2 separate regions of the Mus musculus genome follow, and region 1 is linked to region 2. A link is a loop called in an ENCODE intact Hi-C map of the cell type or tissue named here. Cell type or tissue: heart. All regions are shown on one strand. Each heading gives the region's core, and the rest is flanking DNA. Links, peaks and the distances in the headings are about the cores only.

What was found. Peaks named below come from ENCODE experiments on the same cell type or tissue, not always from the same donor. Only the 100,000 strongest peaks of a DNase experiment are listed, where the experiment ranks them.
Region 1: a loop joins it to region 2, with 1.8 times the contacts of the local background. A loop is called at or near these places in 1 of 42 quality-filtered maps.

Annotation. Positions count from the first base shown.
Region 1 is chr9:65,015,660-65,025,886 of GRCm38, reverse strand. It overlaps Hacd3 (3-hydroxyacyl-CoA dehydratase 3), which reads left to right and starts at 4,170. Exons shown (of 11, transcript NM_021345.2): 1 at 4,170-4,430. The coding sequence starts at 4,344. It overlaps Gm39362 (a long non-coding RNA gene), which reads left to right. Exons shown (of 3, transcript XR_870867.3): 3 at 681-986. In heart, for the core only: no CTCF peak of the experiment used is centred there; a DNase peak (open chromatin) is centred at 4,156; H3K4me3 peaks cover 2,145 bases; H3K27ac peaks cover 1,887 bases.
Region 2 is chr9:64,800,002-64,810,228 of GRCm38, reverse strand. All of the region lies in intron 2 of Gm36459 (a long non-coding RNA gene), which reads left to right. It also overlaps a transcript of Dennd4a not described here. Among named protein-coding and RNA genes, the nearest start is that of Dennd4a, 5.9 kb to the left of the region's middle. In heart, for the core only: no CTCF peak of the experiment used is centred there; no DNase peak of the experiment used is centred there.

The DNA.
Region 1 (10,227 bases), core at 650-8,649, 220 kb before region 2:
CTTCTTAGTATCTTGCATCTGTACAATGTTAATAGCAATTTTTTTTAACAAGTACCAGTTTTGAATTTGGTACTTTCCCCAACTATGGGTTGTAATACAACAACTGGATTAGTTTCTTTTTTTTTTTTTTAAAAACCCTGTGTAGTATTTAGTACATCTTTCTTTCTTGGAACTATTTTCTTAGACTAAAATCCACGAAAGGTAAATCACTAGGTGAAGTAGGAACTTAAGGGTTCTTTGGAAAGTTGGCTGAATGGTGTTTTGCTGGGGTGAACACATGAAGGAATGTTTAACTTAAGTGGACACAGGTGAATGGCTAAGGCAGATTCGTGAAGGAATATTTTGCTGAAGCAGACACAGGAGAGAGGATGTTCTGTTAAAGCAAGCACATGAAAGGACACGTAATGGAGGATTCTTTGCTAAGGACACTCGTGTATTGGTCCACCTTACGTTTCATAGTTGAGCTGCATTTGTTGGGACTCCACATAGAGAAATGTGCCAAACAACTTCTGGTGGTGTGCTGCAGTTTCTTGCTGCTTCCATCAATTTGGGCTGAATGGCAGAGTGATGTCCACTGAGACAGATGAACTTTCCTAAGAGAGACACAGCTGAGAACTTTTCCTGGTGTCCCTCCAGGTCCCTCCTGCTGACTCATGCTAAGGCCTGGCTGTCTCTTCTAGGTAGTGCCACCGCTGCTGATTCCTGTTTGTTATCCTGACTCTAGCGAACTGGACTGCTGTGCATTTGTGAAGTGTTTGCAAGTGGGTAGAGCTGCCGCTGCTAACCTGTGAACTGAACTGCTGATTTCCAGACATCACAGACAGGAGTTGCTTCAAAGAACCTTTCTGAACAGGTCCACTTCCCTCATATCCTTTGTTTTCCACTATCACCGGTGGGTGATGGGCTACAAGGAGGGTTAAAGTGATTAAGAACCATCATTAAAAATAGGTGTTTGAAAAAATTAAAATTACAACTAGCCTGTGTAACACAAATGTTGTTTTCCTTGTTATATATTGCAATACTGCTTTGCAAAATGACTGCACATTTAGATTACCTATGGTTACATTAAGCATGGGCATGCCAATTTCACCAAAATGTTTCTAGCATTGGGTCCTACCACTGACATTTTTTTTTTCTTTTTCTCTGCTGGTAATCTTTAACGAGTATGTTTTAAGCATCTCCTTTCTGAAAGACATCATGTTAGATGTTTTTTAAGGTGGCAGAGCAGGCAATCCAGATTTTTACTCTAGTGGGTCGAGTGATCATGAATAGGTAACACACACACTGAGGCAGGAAACAGCGTGCTAGGTTAGGGGTATGTCGCACACCAAGCTACAATAACAAAATATAGGGTTTCTCCTGATTTTCTTCTCGCAGTTACGTTTTGAATAGGCAATTCTGTCATCTCTTTTTTTTTTTTTTTTTTTTTTTTTGGTTTTTCGGGACAGGGTTTTTCTGTGTAGCCCTGGCTGGGCTGTCCTGGAACTCACTTTGTAGACCAGGCTGGCCTCGAACTCAGAAATCCGCCTGCCTCTGCCTCCCAAGTGCTGGGATTAAAGGTGTGTGCCACCACGCCCGGCTCTCTGTCATATTCTTAAAACAAAAAAACAAAAAAACCCAAAAACACCCAAAAAACAAACACCTGAGGAGGCCTGAGAGATGGCTTAGTTTTAAAGTGTGCTGTGTAAGTGTGGACACCTGAGTTCTGGTACCTGCAGAAGCCAGGTGCAATGGTGCCTATCTTTGAACCTGGTTCTGAGACAGTGGATCTAGGCAGGTCACTGGGGTATCTTCACCAGCCAGCACAGTCAAGTCAATGAGCTCCAGATTCAGTGAGAGATCCTGTTTCAAAAAGTGGCTGAGGAAGACACCTATATTAATCTCTAGCTTCCAAACACATGCATGAACACATTCACATATACCCACAGACACACATATAGCACCCCATGCACACAGCTATATGACTATGTACACGCATGCACACACACTAGCTTTAAGGATAAAAAGGAATATGGTGAAATGTCTTCTCCCACCCTAGTCCACTGGGCACTCAGTTTCCCCCTCTCCCCATACTGATTGTTCTCATGCATATACTTACAGCAATGTCTTAGGCCGTGCAAATGAATGCATGAATTTTACTCTGTGTTTTACGCCCACTCTTGATGCACTATTTACACACAAATATTTGCCAAGTGTCTGTGTTTGGCAATCACATCAACAGCTAAGAGAACTAGAGTTATCAGATGGGAAGGAGAAAATATGGGGAAAAGGCCACAGCCAACATGTAAGGCAGGTAATGGAAGGATGGTGTCAACTCAGGTGGGGACAACTGTGTGATTTCCTTTAAACTGTAACTGATGAGCTGATCTTTCTGGTAAAGGTTGGGAGCAGTTATTGACCTTTCTGGCATACTTAGGAGGTTATAGGTATACGATCTGATTGTTGCCCACTAGATGCCTGGGTTTATTCAGTCAGTGTTTCTCCCTTTGTGGCTTAGACAGACAAACTTGGTTTTGGTTATAGATAACTGGTTAGATGTTTTGTGCATAGGTGAGGATCCAAATTGCTGAATTCAGCAACTCCCTTCACCCTCTCTTTTTTGCTTCATACATGGCTTCGTGCATCCCAGGCCAGGTGACCTTGAGCGCTTGATCCTCTAGCCTCCATCTTCCAAGTGCTAGGATTACATACGTGGACCATTGGTATACGTGGCCTGGTGGTTCTGGGAATCCAACCCAAGGCTTTGTGTGTGCTGGACAAGTGCTCTACCAAATAATCTACATCCCCATCTACAGCAGCTCCTCCTCTAAGTCCTTCAAGCATCAGAAGAGTCTGTAAAAAGGTGAACATCAGAGCCAAGCAGGATCTCTTGCCAACAGCAGAAACTAGGCGTACGTCCTGGCAATAGCCTTTATCAGTGTCAAGGACCAAATGAAAGCTTTCTGCAGGAGTAATGACTGATCTCTGAGAAGGGAGACATGGCCCTGAGCCAAACAGGGCTAGGAGGGGGGGGGGCAGTCTCTAGAGAGGACAGTGTGGTTTCTTTTTCATTTGACTGACATCATCATAAAAGCCTTATTCCCATCCCCCTGCCCCTGGCCTTGCCTTCTAGTCTCCCTCACCCTGCCCCACCACCGTGTACTTTTTAGCCTGGATGATAAACTCTACTTTATTTCCCTTTCCTTTGTTTGTTCAGGTTGGCCTTGAACTCAGTACGTAACTAAGGATGACTTTGCACTTCTGAACATCTCAAGTGCTGAGATTACAGGTGTTCACCACTAGTCCTGATTTATGTGCTATTGGGGATCAAACCCACTACCGACTAGGCTATAGTCCTCTAGTCCTCTAGTCCTCTTACTAATCTCTGTCTCTCTGTCTCTGTCTCCTTATTGATTTCCCTGGAAATGGGCCCATAATAGCTGTGCTCCTTTACAGAAAAACTTAGAAACAGATGATGACACTACAAGGAGCTGAGGTTATAGTAGAGTGCCTGTCTGCAGCATCCAGGTCCTCAAATGCTCAGGACGGGGCTAGGGATGCCAAGGAACTGATTTGTTTGTTTGCTTATTAGTTCATGTAGATAGCTATAACGAATGGGCTGTTCTGTTTGTTGGGCAGTGAATGGAAACCATCTCTCTTAAAACAGGAAGCCTGAGGCCAGGGGAGGTGTTGCACACCTTTAAATCACAAGGGAGGCAAAAGCAGACGACAGGTCCCTGGATCTGGTCTACCAAGTGAATTTCAGGTCACCTAGAGCTACATAGTAAGACAGACAGAAAGAAGAAAGAAAGGAAGGAAGGAAGAAAAAAAAAAAGCAACACCAATGTATGTCTTGAATGGCTCATCTGTCTTTCTGTGTGTGGCCTTGAAGCCCAGGGAGGAAGTGGGTTCTCACTAAACGCTGCGATCATACAAAAAAACTTGGAAGGGATCCTTGCACACAAGCCTCTTCATACGCCGCCAATCCGCCCTTTCTTTGTAGATTAGAGCCTCTCACTTTCATGTTCTTGTGCAAGGACCTCTCTGAAGCGCCACAGGAGGTAAGCGAGGAGCTCAAAAGCCTCTGATCCGAAGGCCACTGAGCCGCTGATCACGTGGCGCAGCCGCTAGCCTCTCCCACGTCCCGCCCCGTCCTCTCCCTCGCTGGGTTCGCCCCGCCCTCCCGCCCCGGTCCTCACTGCGCAAGCGCGAGCCGCGAGCGTGGGTTATCTCGAGACAGCCGGGCTGCGGGCTGCGGAGCGTGCGGGTCTGAGGCCTGCGTTCTGCTAGCTCCAGCGGCTCACAGGCCGAGGTAACGAGGCGCAGCAAGCCGAGCCTCCCCGCTCCCCCGGACAGCGTGGGCCATGGAGACTCAAGTGCTGACGCCGCATGTCTACTGGGCTCAGCGACACCGCGAGCTGTATCTGCGCGTGGAGCTGAGTGACGTGCAGGTAAAGGCCGGGCTGCGGGCTGCGCGCAGGATCGGGGGCCCCCCGGTCCCCGTCGGCCGCCCTGTGCGTTTGCGCTCCTGCAGTGCGCCAGCAGGAACCGCGAGTGGAGCGCCCCGGTCTCCCTTAGGGGCTGCAGGTGCCGTCCGGCGTTCTGCGCTTGGCCCCGGTATCCCCTTTGTTCCTGGTAGGCGCCCTGGGGAGCCTCAGCAGAGTCCTGGAAGCCGGCGGCTGGCCTTCGGGTTGCCTAAGGCCCTCTGAATTGTGGGATGAGCTCCGTGGGTCTAAAGTGCGGCTTGACAGTGGCCTGTTGTGCGGTAGCAGGACGTCAGCGCTGGCCTCTGAGGTTTAGTCCGGGCGGCCCATTGACCTTCTCAAGGCCCGTCGCTGGGCTGGGCGGGGGGCAACCCCCCAACCGTTCAGTGATAGAAATCTACACCACACCTCCGCTCACCAAGGAAATGATTTCCATCCTCTCTTTAAGGCTGCGAGCTCAGCCTTAGCAAGTTGCGTAAAGAAATTATCGTGTGACATTAAGTATTCATTTCACCACGTTTACCTATTAATGTGAGCAAATCAAATCCCTGGGAACTTCCCATGTCTCTAACCAGACCATCCAGTATTCTGTGTGAAGCGAGTGGTTTTGGTCTGGAATGTTCTTTCCCTAGTCTCCTTGACATCCATGGTATTGTAATCTTCATTCCTCTGAACTGTTTCTTGCTCGCAGTTAGATACCTGTCTGAATTCATCAATTCATCTGGTCTATTTTCTTGCAGGGTCTAGGTGCCCATGTCCACTTGAGTCTAATCTTTGCTTCTGGAATGTAAATAATTTCCCCTTGTGAACGATGAAGCTAATACTGGCCAGAATGTCTTTGAGTAAGCAGTAAATTTCATTTAAGGTGTAAGCAAACCCGAATAAATGCTACTCTAGAATAGGATGAATAATTCTCTGTGCTATTGTTCTCTACTCTGCTACAAGATTCTTTGCTAAAATAGAAAAAAAAGTTTTTGTTTTTAATTTTTATTTTTGTATTTTGGAGACAGTCATGCTATATAGTTATGGCTGGCCTGGAACTTACTATGTAGACCAAGGCTGGCCTGGAACTCACAGAGATCTGCCAGCCTCTGCCTCCTGAGTGCTGGGATTCCAAGTGTGCACCACCATGCCCAGAGATTCGAGTTTGAAACACGTTAACAGTGAACACTGTGAAGGTGGAGAAGAAAGGAGAACATTTCTTTTGGAGAGAAAAGTCCTTTTTAAGAAATTTTGGGAAGAACGAGTCCCTCACCCCTATGGAGGCTTTATCTTTCTGGGGCTTCACGTCTGCTAGTCTGAGGCGTTAGTTTTAAAAGAACATGTCAACACCATGTATACCACACCACAGATTTACAGAGATGAGTCAGACGAGCTCCACTTTCCCAGGCCCAGGCACCTTTTCCAGGGCATTCTGTCCAAAAGGAAGCATATCACATACAAACAAAAAAGGTTGTTCATGAACATGTCTGTTGGTAAAGCTGGGGTTTGGTGTATTCTTTGCCTCTCTTTTGTTGAGTTGGAAATGACTTCCAGAGATGAGAAGGCTTCTTGTCTGCCTTTTACTGGGAGAACTTACCAGAGAGCCCACCTGTAGCTAAAACGAAGCTTACTGTAACTACTCTTTGCCGTGTGTGTCAGTGTCTGTTAAGAGTGTGTTAAAACTGATTATAGGATTTGAGCATTGGTGTTTGTGAGAGACCAAATGGAGGAGGGGGCTCACTGCTGTTGATAAAACTGTTCTGAAAAACTGTAAGGAGAGAGACACAAGATTAAACTGTTTTGGAGAAATAGTGTTTACTTTGGTCAAGGGAGAGAGGGTGTCTGGTATATCTTTGGTGGCAGTATGACTAGGTGTTTGTTTTTATACACACTTGTGCATTAGGCTTGGCCTCATTCTGTTTTCAGAATAATCTTTTCTGAGCTGTTGTTCTATGAGATAGTAATGGCCAATAAGAGAATGGTCAATAAACTGTTCCAGCTGTGCTTTTAGTGAATACACGAGCTGCCTCTCTTTGCTTTCTTGATTAATCTACTAGGGTTCTGTTGAAACCACTTGTAGCTCAGGGTCGGCTCAAGATGAAGCAATCCATTTGCTTAGTACAAACCACTTAAGGAGTACTCACTCTCGTTGGTCCCTAAGGTAGGTTCTGGGCTCTTGGGCAGCTTTCCAATACTCTTTTGTATCTTCCAGTGTATCCTACAGCTGCTATATGAATTTCAAAGGGTTGAAAACTCCATAGCATTGTGGGGGGTGATCAATTCTGCCTCCTTCCAGGACAAGATGCACAATCCAGTTGTCACATCAGTCTTTGGAGTTGTAGAGTTAGCACTGATGGGAAACCACCGCTGTTGTGTACAGGGTTGTAAACAGCTTCACCCGTGACTTTATGCTTGAGGTGAGCAGTGGCACAGGCAGCAGGGAGTTTGGAATAGCACCTCTGGTGAAGGGCAGCATCAGTACACAGGTCTGGCTCAGCCTCCATGGTGGTTAAAGCAAGTGTTCATTTAGCAAGGTTTCTGCTGTATTCAGACAGAGTACACAGTTAGTTTGAAAGATACTGTTTTTCAGTGTCTGATAGAAAGAGAAGTCACCCAAGGGGTGAGATTGGGCCTTTTTTCTTCTATTTATTAGCTGGTGACCACAGATAAGATGAGCCTCATCCTCCTAATTTGCATAAATATGAGTAATAATGTCTGAGTCATGGGAAGGGTTCTTTTGATGTTTGAACTGGGTTTAGAGGGGATTTTTTAATTCTCGTGTGCCATCCAAGCATGTGGGGTTTTATATGACTGTGATGTTAAATCTTAGATGAGAGATAGATACACAGAGCACTGAAGCTGAGCACCATCTGTTAGCAGACCCGTCTACATACGAAACCTTATCACATGGCCAAGATGGCTTTACACAGTAATTGAGAAAGGACGAATCATTCAGAAGATAGGATTAAGAGAACTATCAATCCAAGTGGCAAAAAGATAAGATTACTGCCTCTAGGACATTGGCAGAAATCCTTTTTACCTGGGTTAATGAAAAAACTGACTGTGTAAAGTGAAGCTGCTAAGGAAAATGGAGGAGAAGAACACCTTAAGAAACAAAGTGTAAATCCTAAAGGAGAAGCTTGATGAGGAAGGCAAGCTTGAAGGCTATACTTGCCCCAAATACGCTGCAGACGACTAGCATCTTTCCTAAAGAACAGAGTAAGAAAACATGTGTCTTCTAGCAGAAAAAAAGAACAGATAATAATGAATGTCCAAGATGCTGAAACACTGCCTGCCTAGCTTCAGGGATAAGCAGGGCGTATGAGCACATGCTATTCTTTCCACACAGAGGTTGGCAAGTACAGAGAGTGTCTGACATCAGTTGATGCTGTGTATGTTTGGAAGAGAGACAGTAAACATTTCTGTGGGGAGGGGATGGCTGTGGTGGTCATACCTTTAATCCAGAATTTGGGAGGCAGAGGCAGGTATATGTGAGTTTGAGGTTAGCCTGGTCGACCTGGCAAGTTCCAGGTTAGCCAGGGCTACCCTGTCTCAAATTAAGGGAAAAATTAAATTCACTGTGTGTGTGTGTGTGTGTGTGCGTGCGTGTGTGTGTGTGCGCGCACACCCATGTGTGTTTGTTCAAGATTGAGACACAGTGCATTTGTGGAGGTCAGAGGACAGCTTTCAGAGTCAGCGCTCTCCTATCATTCGGGTCCGAGAACAGACCATGGTCAAGCTTGGGTAGAAGCGTTTTTTGCTTACCGAGCTATCATTCTGGCCCAACGTGAGGTATTTTTTTGTTGTTCTGCTGGCCCTCAGTGAGTCATCTTTAATACAGTTAGTGAGAGTATTAATTGGCATTTTTTTTCCCAGAATAGTTTGGCAATGTCTGATTGAATTGAAGATGTGTTTTAAGTAATTGCAACTGTACCAGTGTCTGTTTTATTTCCTTTTAAGCCACAGACAAATAGAGCATACTGTCAATGCATATTAGTTATGGATGGCAGTGTTTGTTACAGTTTCCAGTGTTTGGCCAATTGCTTGAAACATTTCACAATATAATTCAGAAACTCTAAACTGTTCATAACCACAAAACAAAACTACTCATAAAGCAGTAAACGAGCTTGGTCATTCGATTTGATTTAGATCCAAGGCCATGGACTAGATGCTGGTCACAGTATGTAATATAAAGGTAGTGCCTTCCAGTTGAGGGGTTAGACAGGAGGTACTGCATCAAACAGGCCTCTAGATGAGCGTAAATAAAGGAGACCTGAGATGGCAGAGGCAGGCTTAACTGAGTGGTCAGAGGAGGCCGAGTGGAGGAAATGAGGAGGTCTGAGCCACGAGGATAGAATGAGTTATGCAGGAGGCACGGAGGAGCGCTGGGCTTGCAGCTCAGTGGAAGAATGGTCTTCGAATGCTAGACAGGCTGTGGGATAGACCCCCTTCATTACACACACAAAGTGGGAAAAAGGAACAGACAGAGAGAGAGAGACAGAGACAGAGAGAGACAGACAGAGACAGAGAGAGAGAAAGAGAACATTTTGACAAGTGCACAGACTTAAAGACAGGCCTGGGCCTTGGAGGGTTCCTGGGGAACAGAAAGGACATTAGTATGTGTGGGGTGTTGTAAGGAAAAGCGGGAGAGGAGGTTGGAGGGTTTAAAGATGTAGGTCATGTAGAGCCTTGTTGCCATGGTAAGGGAGGAGCTTGGATTTCATGGTAGAGCAGTGAGAACTATTGAAGAGTTTTGAGCAGAAGGTTGAGTCCTTAGAATCTGTATTTTAAAAATTACTCAGGGGCTTGCTGAGAGCTCACACACACACAATGTCTGAGAGAACCTGGAGGCCACGTCTGCTTTGATATGTAAAATATGCACCTCAGTCCTTACACACACACACACACACACACACACACCCCACACACCCTGAGACAGGGTTTCTCTGTGTAACAGAGCCTTGGCTCTCCTGAACTTGCTTTAGAGGCCAGGCTGGCCTTGAACTCAGAGCTCTGCCAGCCTCTGCCTCCCAAGTGCTGGATTAAAGGCGTGCCTTGTCAGTGCTCTGGGTTATGTGGGACTATTGATCGAAGAGGGACAAGACAGGATGATCTTAGGCTTCTCAGGCAGCAAGGGGATGAGCCTCTCAAGGACTGAACCCAAACCCTTTTCCATATAAGAAAACTTATCTGTTCTTGGGGGTGTATTGAAAGAGCTATCACCTTAAGCGATTTTTAGCCATACAGACACTTCCTGGTTTGCTAGGCAAGCCTGGAGACTAAGCTATGCGAAGGCTCTGAGAATCCTTCAAAAGAATAACTTCATAAAATCTCAGACAACAATCACTGGCAAAAGGCTACTTCAGAATTTAGGTGCCAACATTCCAGATTCATGCCAGATACCGTGGTTCTGCTTCAGGCGTTCCACCACCACTAAGCCGGGGACATACTTTCTTGCACACTGGAGTGTTTGTTTATTTTTAGCTAAAGTGGTGAGGCTTATCGCTGTTCAGTGAACATCTTTGTGGGAAAACATGGTGTTTCAGTAAGTTGGTTTTTGTTTTGTTTTGTTTTTGAAACAGGGTTTCTCTCTGTAGCTCTGCAAGTCCTGGAACTCTTGTCTGTAGAGCAGGCTGGTTCAGATCCAACTGCCTCTTTTTGTGCTGGGATTAAAGGCCACCACACCCAGCTCAGTAAGAGGGTCTTAGGACTAACTGGTGGTGGGATATGAGTTTCCACTTGAGTGATTGGTGGGAAGAGGCTGAAGTTTGTAATTCACAAG
Region 2 (10,227 bases), core at 917-8,916:
GAAGCCAGTAATGGAAGAAAGGCCCCAGAGAATTGAGTAAAGCAAAAAGATCATGCAGAGAACCTGCAATAGGGAGGAGCTTGGCTTTTAGAACTGCGAGGAATCTGTGTTGATGAGAAATGTATTTTGCCTGGAGAAGCCTTCCATTAGATTAGAGAGGGAGTTGAGAGCTCCGTTGTATAGGGCCTAGAAATACAAGACTATCCTTAATTCTAACTGCAGGCCGAAGCCACTGAATGGCAAGTAGGGAACAAAGCAGCTGGGAACAGTGAGTGGTACTTGAAGAATGGCATCTATATTTATATTCTAGACAACATATGGACCAGAGAACCTGATTGAGAGGGTTTGTTTTTTTTTTTTTAAATCTAAGTTTGAGTCTCTTCAACACTGAGTTCACCAAATATAGTTCAAATTGTTTAAAAAATGTGTGGGCATCACATTATATTGTGTAGATAAAAATACACTAATTTCACTGAAAATTATTAAATAATACCATTGTTGATCCCCACACCCTCCCCCCCCCCTTTTTTTTTTTTTGTTTTGCTTTTCCGGGACAGGGTTTCTCTGTTCAGTCCTGGCTGTCCTGGAACTCACTCTGTAGACCAGACTGGCCTCAAACTCAGAAACCCGCCTGCCTCTGCCTCCCAAGTGCTGGGACTAAAGGCGTGCACCACCTCTGCCTGGCAAAAACTGAAGTCTTTTAACCATCCTCCCTACTGACGTCAGCCATGATGTTTTCCTCTCCAATGTGAGGGCATAGCTATCTGCCAATCAGTGATTGCTAGAGAGAGTCTATATCATGAAGCAAACATTGGGGGGCAATGGATGTGTTCACTATCTTGATTGCACAATGGTCACAAATATATACACATATGTCAAAGTTATTAAGTTGAGGGCTCTAAATACATGCCTCCTTTAGACCTCAATAACACTACTTAGACGCTTCTACCTTTTCCTCCTCTAAGATAAGCCCACTCTATAGCTCAGGCTGGTGTCAGATCCATTACAGTTCTCATGCCTTCCACCTTCTGAGCGCTATGATGGCAGCTTGTGCCGCCACACCCACTTTCTACAGCGATGGAAGCAGGAATTGGTGCATGCTAGGCAAGCGCTTAAGCAATTCTCTGCTTTAAACAAACATACAAACAAATGTTTTAAGGGTTCAATTGGGAACTCCTGGCTTTTTCCACTGGCCCTAGACTTAACCACTAATTGGTTTGATTGTTGTGAAGCATACCCAGTCAATCCCCTTTTAAAGGTTACCTTAGCATATTATATTATCACCAGTATAAAGCACTCTGAGTTGAGATATAGATATATCCGTCTACAATATAGGGTTGTAGTTAAAATATAAAAATGTAGTTTCAGGAATTGCTTTTTAGCATGAGAGTCTTTAAACGTTTCTAAAACAATTGAGAGAAAGTTCATCATCCCTCAGAACCCATGTCAAAAACCCTGGGCCTGGTGACTGTGCCAGATAGTTATGGCCAACTTGACACAAGCTAGAATCATCCGAGACGAGAGAATCTCCGTTGGGAAAATACCTACATCAGATCAGCTTGTAGGCAAAACTATAAGGCATATTCTTGATCAGCGATGATACGTGAGGGCCTAACCCACTCTCTGTATCGCCACTTGTAGGCAGGTGGTCCTAGATCTAATAAGGACACCAGCTGAGTGAAGAAGCTAATAAGATCATTCCTTATGGAATGGAAGCTAATAAGCTGCTTATGGAGAGGAAGCTAATAAGCAGCATTCCTCTGTGGCCATGCCTCCAGGTTCCTTCGTGAGTTCCTGTCCTGGGGATCCACCCCCACCAATCACTAATTAAGAAAATGGTTTACAGACTGGCCCACAACCCAATCTTGTGGAGGCATTTTCTCAACTGAGGTTCCCTCCTTTGAGATAGCTATAGTTTGTGACATAAATCTCGATTTTTCTTATAGAGGTACTGCAGATCAACCTCAGGTTCTAATGCTTGAGCAGTAAATACTTTACCAAGTAAGCAATCTCCCCAGGCTCCTAACTTCTGTCTCTTGAGAAAAGAATAATATGAAAAGGTAGCAGAGGCTCGGGTGTGGCTGAAGAGTGTCTGCCTATTACACAGGAAGTCCTGTGTTTGATCTCAAATGCTTTTTAAAATATAAAATCTTTATTATATTTTATATGTATAGGTGCTTTGCCTGCATGTGAGTCTGTGTACCACGTGCATGTCTGGTGCCCACAGAGGCCAGAAAAGAGTGTTGGATCCCCCCAGACTTGGATTTACAGATGGTTGTGAGCCGCACTGTGCGTGCTGGGAATCGAACCCATATACTCTGGAAGAACAAGTGCTCTTAACCACTGAGCACTCTTCTCAAGTACTTTGATATTACAAAATAGTTTTTTTTTGTCTGCTGCTGTAGACAAACATAAATGGCAGAAACCCAATAAGAAACACTCGACTGTGCGTCTAGAAAGGATCATCAAGCACCACGAGCCCTTAGCAGTGATGTCTCGAGTCCTGGCCACATCCCAGGCATATGTCACCGCAGTCACAGCTAAAGAAACCCAAGGCCCAAATGTGTCTTAGACACGGGGTTGTAACAGTATAGACAGGAACCAGATAGACGAATGTGGCTTAGAACTTTCACTCCCATCCCATTTCTGAAGTGACGTCACCTCTTTACACCTGGAACTCTATCTGGCTGTTTCTAAGAAGCTATTTTAAAACACTGTAGTTCAAATGATGCATGAAGGAAAATGATGAAGGATGTTTATAGAGAGCCGTGAATAGCGCTGGGAGCACACACTGTTTTACAGCCCAGGCCTGTCCACCTGTTAAAGTTGGTACTTTAATTTCCCGACCAGACATTTCAATGGCTTTTTAAATGATTTAAACCTGTAGCCTTAAAGTAGTCCTTGATATCTGTGCCACAGGGCTTCCTCATGGGTGTGAAACCCTTCCAGCAGCCACTTAGGAGCTCTCCCAAAGGCTTTGGGTGACTTCCAAAGAAGAACCCACGTTTGCCAAATTGTGTTCATTGTGAAACAGTGTTAGAGTGACATTGTCATGTACTCAACCTACACGCTGAAATGCATTAGTCACGTGATTCTGTCATCAATTTATGTCTTTAAATAGATTAATCTAGTGTAATTCTCTTTGAAATATAATATATCTTACAATTTAAAAGAAGAACAGTAAAAAAAAAATAATGTTATAATAGCAATGACCAGTTCTAGGACTGGTGAGATGGCTCAGCCAAATCATGGCACCTGCCAACAAGCTTCGTAATCTGAGTTAGATCCCCAGGACCCACATGGTAGAAGGAAAGAACCAGCACCCCTAAAAGTACACACACACACACACACTAAAATGTAACACAATTAAAAGGGAATAATCAATTCTAAACCTGATGATTGAGAGAGATAGCTGGGAACAGGAGGATCCTGTAGCAGTCTGGGTCACTGGTGTCCCTGCTCTTGGGTGGCCGTCTGCAGCACCACCTTTGACTCAGCATTTTCTCATAGATTTGAAAATTATCACTTCTCAACATTCTCCTTAAATGAATAATCCACCTCTTTCAACAATGCTTCATAAATGCAACTTTCTCTTTTGGAATTATCTTCCAAATAAGGTTATCTTTAAGTATTGGGTCTGTTTAACGTCTTATCTGTGCCTCCAGACTCTGACGGTAGGACAGATTCCAACTTTTAACATCTTCACCTCAGCCAGCAATTACGTTCCAAGTATCATGCAAAACTCAGAAGGAACATAGTGGTCCATAAACAGGAACACCCAAGAGGCAAGAGGCATGCTCCCAGACAAGGAACTTTAATAAAAGTCAGACCAAAGCAAGTTTCACACTAAGCAGACTCACTGCCTCAGACGCTCAGGGGATTGAATACTCATTGTAAAGTCTAAAGGAAAGGGGGTAAAGATGGCATTTGAACCAATCCTGACATAACTTACTTAGATTTTCTGTAAAGCTGAGGACATCTCTCTTGGGGCCTGGAGCAGGAGGTAGGTCAAAGCAGAAAGGGCATTTTTCTTCTTTGAATTTTTATAGCAAACAGGAGACCTGGAAGAGATGCTCATAAATGACTCCAGCACTCGGGCTGTCTTTGGGAGTGGCCAGAGGTTTAACTCATGTGAAGGATGGGTGATATCTGCGCTGACTTGCAGGAAGCGTGAGTCAGCCTCTCATGTGCTCACCATGGAGGTACAGCCTGGAGATTTGGAAAACACCAGGTTGAACAAATCAGAAACCGACATGCTTTCTTTTCATTGACTGACCCAGACACACATCCTGCAAAGAGGATAAGAGGGACACCCTTTTATTGTCTGGGCTTAAGGAAAACGGCCAGAAAAGGGAAACACCTGTGGGTGAAAACGTGAGCCTGGGAAAGGGAGCAGCCTGGTTCCTATGTCCTTCCTTAGACTGGGAGACACATCTGAAATCCATATTTCTCCCTACAGGTTAATGAACCGTCTCTTTCTAGAGCAGTCAAAAGTGCACCTGAAGGTTAGCATATCCTCTCCCCCCATGTTTGGCTTCTGGGTGTAGCCATGGCTGTCCTGGAAATCCAGGCTTGCCTCAAACTCAGAGAGAAAGTCAACTCAGAGAGAAAGGAACTCATTGTCGTTGTTCCAACCCTGTTATTCCTATATTCTGTAATTATTGGCCAGGCATGGTGGCACACACACATTTAATACCACCCAGCACTAGAGAGGCTGAGCCAGGAAGATTTTTTTTGTGAGTTTGAAGTCAACATGGTCTATATTGTGAAATCCAAGATGGCCAGGGATATATATAGAGAGACTCTGTCTCAGAAAGAGATTATTATGGGATGGAGATATAGAGCAGTTAAGAGTACCTGTTGTTCTTGTAGAGAATCTGGGTTCAGTTCCCAGCGTCCACATAGTGGAACACACCATCCTTTACTCCAGCCCCAGGGGGTCTAACACCCTCATCTGACCTCCAGACCTCTGTGGGTACCAGGAATGTGTATGGCATATATATATATATATATATGTGTGTGTGTGTGTGTGTGTGTGTGTGTGTGTGTGTGTATGCAGGGAAAATAATCTAAAACATGTTATCTGTGTGTGGTATCTGTAGGGAGATGTACAGGTGCTAAGGTAGTGCACACTTGGACATTGTGCACAACCTTGTGCAGTATGTCCTTTTCTAGGGCTCCAGGCCTCAAACAACCATCACCAGCCTTGTATGGCAAGCACTTCTGCACAGGGAGCCATCTCACTGGCACCCCTATCTCCTATAGATATTTGATTCCTATGCTGAAAGACAGGAAGTTGAATGACACCTTTTTATTGGTTGAGAAGCCAGCAAGAAGTTTAAGTCTTGAGGCACTACAGTATTAGAATTTATTTTTATTTTTTCTTTTGTTTACTTATATGCAGGATCTCATGTCTGGCCTCAAACCCACTATGTAGCTGAGCATGGCCTTGAACTTCTGACCCTCCTGCCTCTACCTTCCAACCAATATGATAACAGGAATGTGCCACCATGATTTTTTTTTAATGAAACAGAACATATCAGATCAAGGAATTGTTTATATGTGTGTATATGTAAACACACACACCCATAATCTACACACACACACACACACACACACACACAAAGCATCATCGACATTCTCCCTCTCCAGGACTGGAGCATTCATTCTTTCAGCTGCCAAGAATGCTGGCAGCCACCAGATTGTATCTAGGTCCTTCTAAGGGCTCTCCAGGAAGAAAGCTGATTGATTGCCCTAGGCCTTGTCCTCTTCCTGGATGCAGCTGTCTCCAGTAACTGGCAGGTATATATACCACGCTGATCCCCTTCTCCAGTTCTCAGTAATCTGAAGGACTATGCCAGCCTGTGCAGGGTTAGTTGAGACCATCTACTCTTTTCAGTTCAGTAGTCTGGCTCTTCCCCCTTCCTATTCCTGCTACTCCACCTCCATGTGTGTCTGTTCTGAGGCACTTCTCCATAAACATTGTACATACAAAACCAGCAATGATGGCACATGCCTAAAATCCCAGGACTTGGGAAGCTGAGGCAGAGGATTGCGAGGTTTGAGGTCAGCCTGGGGAGTTGCCAACAAACATCTACTAACCCTAGACAGAAACCAACAGCCAACCATAGTGAGGATACCACCAAAGTCCAACTTGAAGAACCAATACAATTTATTGGGATTACATAGAAGAGTGTAGGTGAAGGGTTATTTATAAGAGCAGAAATGACTCAAAGCTGGATTACCAAAGTCCACCCCAGCATGGGTGCAGCTACTGAAAACCTGGAGCACACTGTTCAGCCTACTGGCAGTCCAACAGGTTGGAAAGTGTCCTTTCTAGGTAGCTCAGTTGGTCTGAGACTCTTCTAGAGCCTGCCACTGTTATGAATCATAATTAAATACCTGTGTTTTCCCATAGTCTTAAACTGCTTCTGTGAAAGGGTAATCGGATCTCAAAGGGGGTTGTGACCCACAAGTTGAGAAGCACTGCTTTAGAACATCTCTCAGCAGTCCTGACTGCCTGGATATGCTTGGGGGGAAGTTTCAAGACCTTTCTGAAGCATTTGAGTTGCTTATTTCCTGAACGTAACTACCTTCCCTTCAGGATGGAAAGCTTTACCTCGCCATAGAACACCCTGTGTCTTATACTTCCTTCTAAGGTGGATGCTCCAGGAAATTGCTACACAATGCTGGGTTATATGGTAAGATCCAAGCTACCCCATTTTACTAGCTACATAGTAAAAACCCTGTTCCCATACAAAAGACATCCATGAGCGGGCCTGGTGGCACACACTTTTAACCTTATCATATGAGTGGCAGAGGCAGATGGATCTCTGTGAGTTTAAGCCCAGCTTGGTCTACATAGCAAGTTCCAGAAAAGCCAAGACTACCTAATGAAACCCTGTCTTTGTAGGAAACAGATTTTGTTTTGCTTTCTTTCATTTTATCAAAGGTAGTTAGCCCCACAGGGACTCATATTTTCTTTAATTTAACCTGTGCATCACTTAACCTGTAACATCAGACTGTGAAGTCAAGCTCCCACCAAAGAAGTGACAGACACCAGGGATAGAAGGCAGAAGCCTTGTGGCCCTGGAGTGTTGCTAGCCTGGTTTCTGTTCCAGCACACCCATTTTGCAAAAAGAATTGACATGCAGAGATGCGTTCACTTTGCTTATATGTGTTTCTTAGTATGATGCTGAGATCAAGTCTAACATCTCAAAAAAAAAATACTGTACAAAAATCTGCACCATGGCACAGATGGCACACATGCCAGGCAGTGTGATCTGCATATCTGGGATCTAAATGTAAAGTCATGTCTCACTCTTGGGTATTGAAAGTTTGAAAACCAGAGGCTGAGGAGGTGGCTCAGTAAGTAAAATGTCTGCTACATGAGGACCTCAGTTTCGACCCCAGCGCCCAGATAAATGTCGGGTGTGATGCCACATGCCTGTAAGCCCAGCACTGAAGCAAAGAACGGTGGACAAGTCTTGGAGGGCTTCCTGACCAATCGGCCTCACCAAAATGATTTAGTGAGAGACTGTGCCTCAAAAAACACAAGGTAGAAAGCAATTGAGGAAGACATTGACTGTCAACTTCTTGCTTCCACATGTGCATGCAGTGTGAGTATATGAGGACAGGGTGGGGGGGTGGAGGGGGAGAGAGAGGGGAAGGGGGAGGAAGAAAGGAAGAAGGGGAGGGGAGAGAGGGGAGGGAGGAAGAGGAGGGGAGAGAAGGACAGGGAGAGGGAGAAAGGGGAGGGAGAGAGGGAGAGGGGAAGGGAATGAGGGAGAGGGGAAGGGAAGGGGGAGAGAGGAGTGAGGGGTCCAGTTTGAAAGCCCCTCTCCTTGGAGAAACTCTTGCATCTGTGCAGCCGAGACAGCATAGAATGTTCACTCTGTGTGTGTGTGTGTTTGTGTGTGTGTGTTCAGTAGTGAGCCAGAGCTGTCCTAGACAGTGGGACCTCTCTAAACAAAAAACAAATAAACAAACACCATCACCAAATATATGTGAATACATGAGGGGTTTTTTTTTTTTGTTTTTAACTTTTCTGTGTATTTAAAAGGCTTCCTCCCTCCCTCCCTTCCTTCCTTCTTTCCTTCCTTTTTCGAGTCAGGGTTTTATGTATGCCAGACTGTGCCTCTAAGTTTTGTTGTAGCTGAATATAGCCTTGCCTTTTTGCTCCTCCTGCGAGGATGATAGGCATTCGACACTACACTCAGTTTTGCATAGTGCTGCAATGCAGACCTAAGGCTCCATACTCGCTACAGAGTGTCCTACCAACTGAGCTGCATGCCACCATACCCATGGTTATATTTTTTGATGAATTTGATGGCTCATTGTCTACATAAAAAAAGCAAAACATTTTTGCTAGGTGTATTGTTTGGTGCCTGTAATCCCAGTAATTGAAGTAGGCAGATTGCCAGTGGTTCAGGGCTAGCCTGGGCTAGATAGAGAGTTCCAGGCCAGACAGAGCTACAGAGTCTCAAAAACCAAAGTGTGTGTGGGGTGGGGGGAAGAGGGATAAAGAACAAAGCATTTTTTTAAATAGAAGATCAAAAAAAAATCAAAGTTCAATGTTTATTCCAACTTTAACTATGGATAACTAAATGAAACACAAAAAGGTCTGTTCTCTCGCTTTCACTCCAGCAGCTAGGTTGTCTGTTCTTTGCCTTTTGGAGAAAATACTGCGTTGTAAGGCTGCCATCTTTTGGGACGAGGACTAAGAGCGAGATCTTCCTTGATATAATCTCTTTCCAGACATATCTGAGTAGAAAGACAACCAACTTCCCAGAAATTCTCTGGTGTGTTGGGTGGAATGTCATGAAATCGGTGTCTTGAGCAGGAAGCCAGCTTCTTTTCTATTTCTTCTGCTGGCAAATCTGCGTAATACTTTCTCTCTTGAGAAAGTCGTCTTGTGAAGGAAAACACAACACAAACTTAGTTCAGAAACGACAGTAACTCAATCGTTGGGCGCAGTAACTAAAATACTAAGCTTGTAAGCCTTATTAAATCTAAATCCCCCGGGGTGGCGAATCCTGACAATTCACCATTGAAACCGGGAGACACTCGTAGCTACATCTTGTCCTCACGCCATCCCATCCGAAAGCCAAGAGCAAAGCGTTTTTAACTTTTATCTTTTTATCAGGAAGCAAGATGGCAGTTGCCATAACCGTTTCCTCTGATACTAAAGCCTCGGTCAGAATGTAATCATTTGTAGAATGATAACCAAATATAACCATTCAGCTGATTTATGGTATACCACATCTTCATCCTCTATTTTCATTACCACCAAGTTCCACGCAGTGAGAGCACTATTGGAATCCTGAAGCCCACAAAGCTCCTGGACTTCCTTTTGAAGCCGTCTACCGTAATTAAGATGGTCTAGATCCCTGTGTGTGAGGAATGAAGATCGTCTTCATGGTTTTCATTTTAATTACATTCTGTTTATCTTGTCTGTTCATGAGAGATTCTGTGCCATCCTCAGCCATGTTCTTGGAGGTGTCCGGTAAAACCCATTGGTTCATCAGGTAGGATTTTGCCGGTATCCCTTGCTCAGGTCGGTTGCTCCTTATTTCAGACGAGTAGGCATTTACTCACATCTTCTCCAGAACACTGTCACACAACAATTCCCCCATCTTGCCTTAGGAAATGCTGGGTTTGAGACAGGAATTCTCTCTGTAGCCTTGAACTCACTTTGTAGACCATGCTGGCCTCAAATTCGGGCATCCATCTGCCTCTGCCTCCTGAGTGTTGATTAAAGGCGTGCACCCCCACCTCCTGGCTTCTCTCTTTCTCCTGAGATGATGTCTTACTATGTAGCTCTGACTGACTATTCCAATACACGGTCTTTTTTACTGCCAAGTGTTATCCCATTGCATGAGTGCACTACGACTTTGTTTCCCAGTTCAGGCTGATTGTAAATAAGTCCTCTATGAACGCCTGTGTACAGGCCTTTGTCCAAAAGTGCACCTTCGGGCTGAAGAGATGGCTCAGTGGTTAAGAGCACCAACTGCTCTTCCAGAGGTTATGAGTTCTAATCCCAGCAACCTCATGGTGGCTCACAACCATCTGTAATGAGATCTGATGCCCTCTTCTGGTGTGTCTGAAGACAGCTACAGTGTACTTATATATAATAAACAAATAAATAAAAAAAAAAAAAACAAAAGTCACCTTCATTTTCCATGCAGATTATCTTGCAAAGAAGCTCACTGAATCCTATGATAAGAC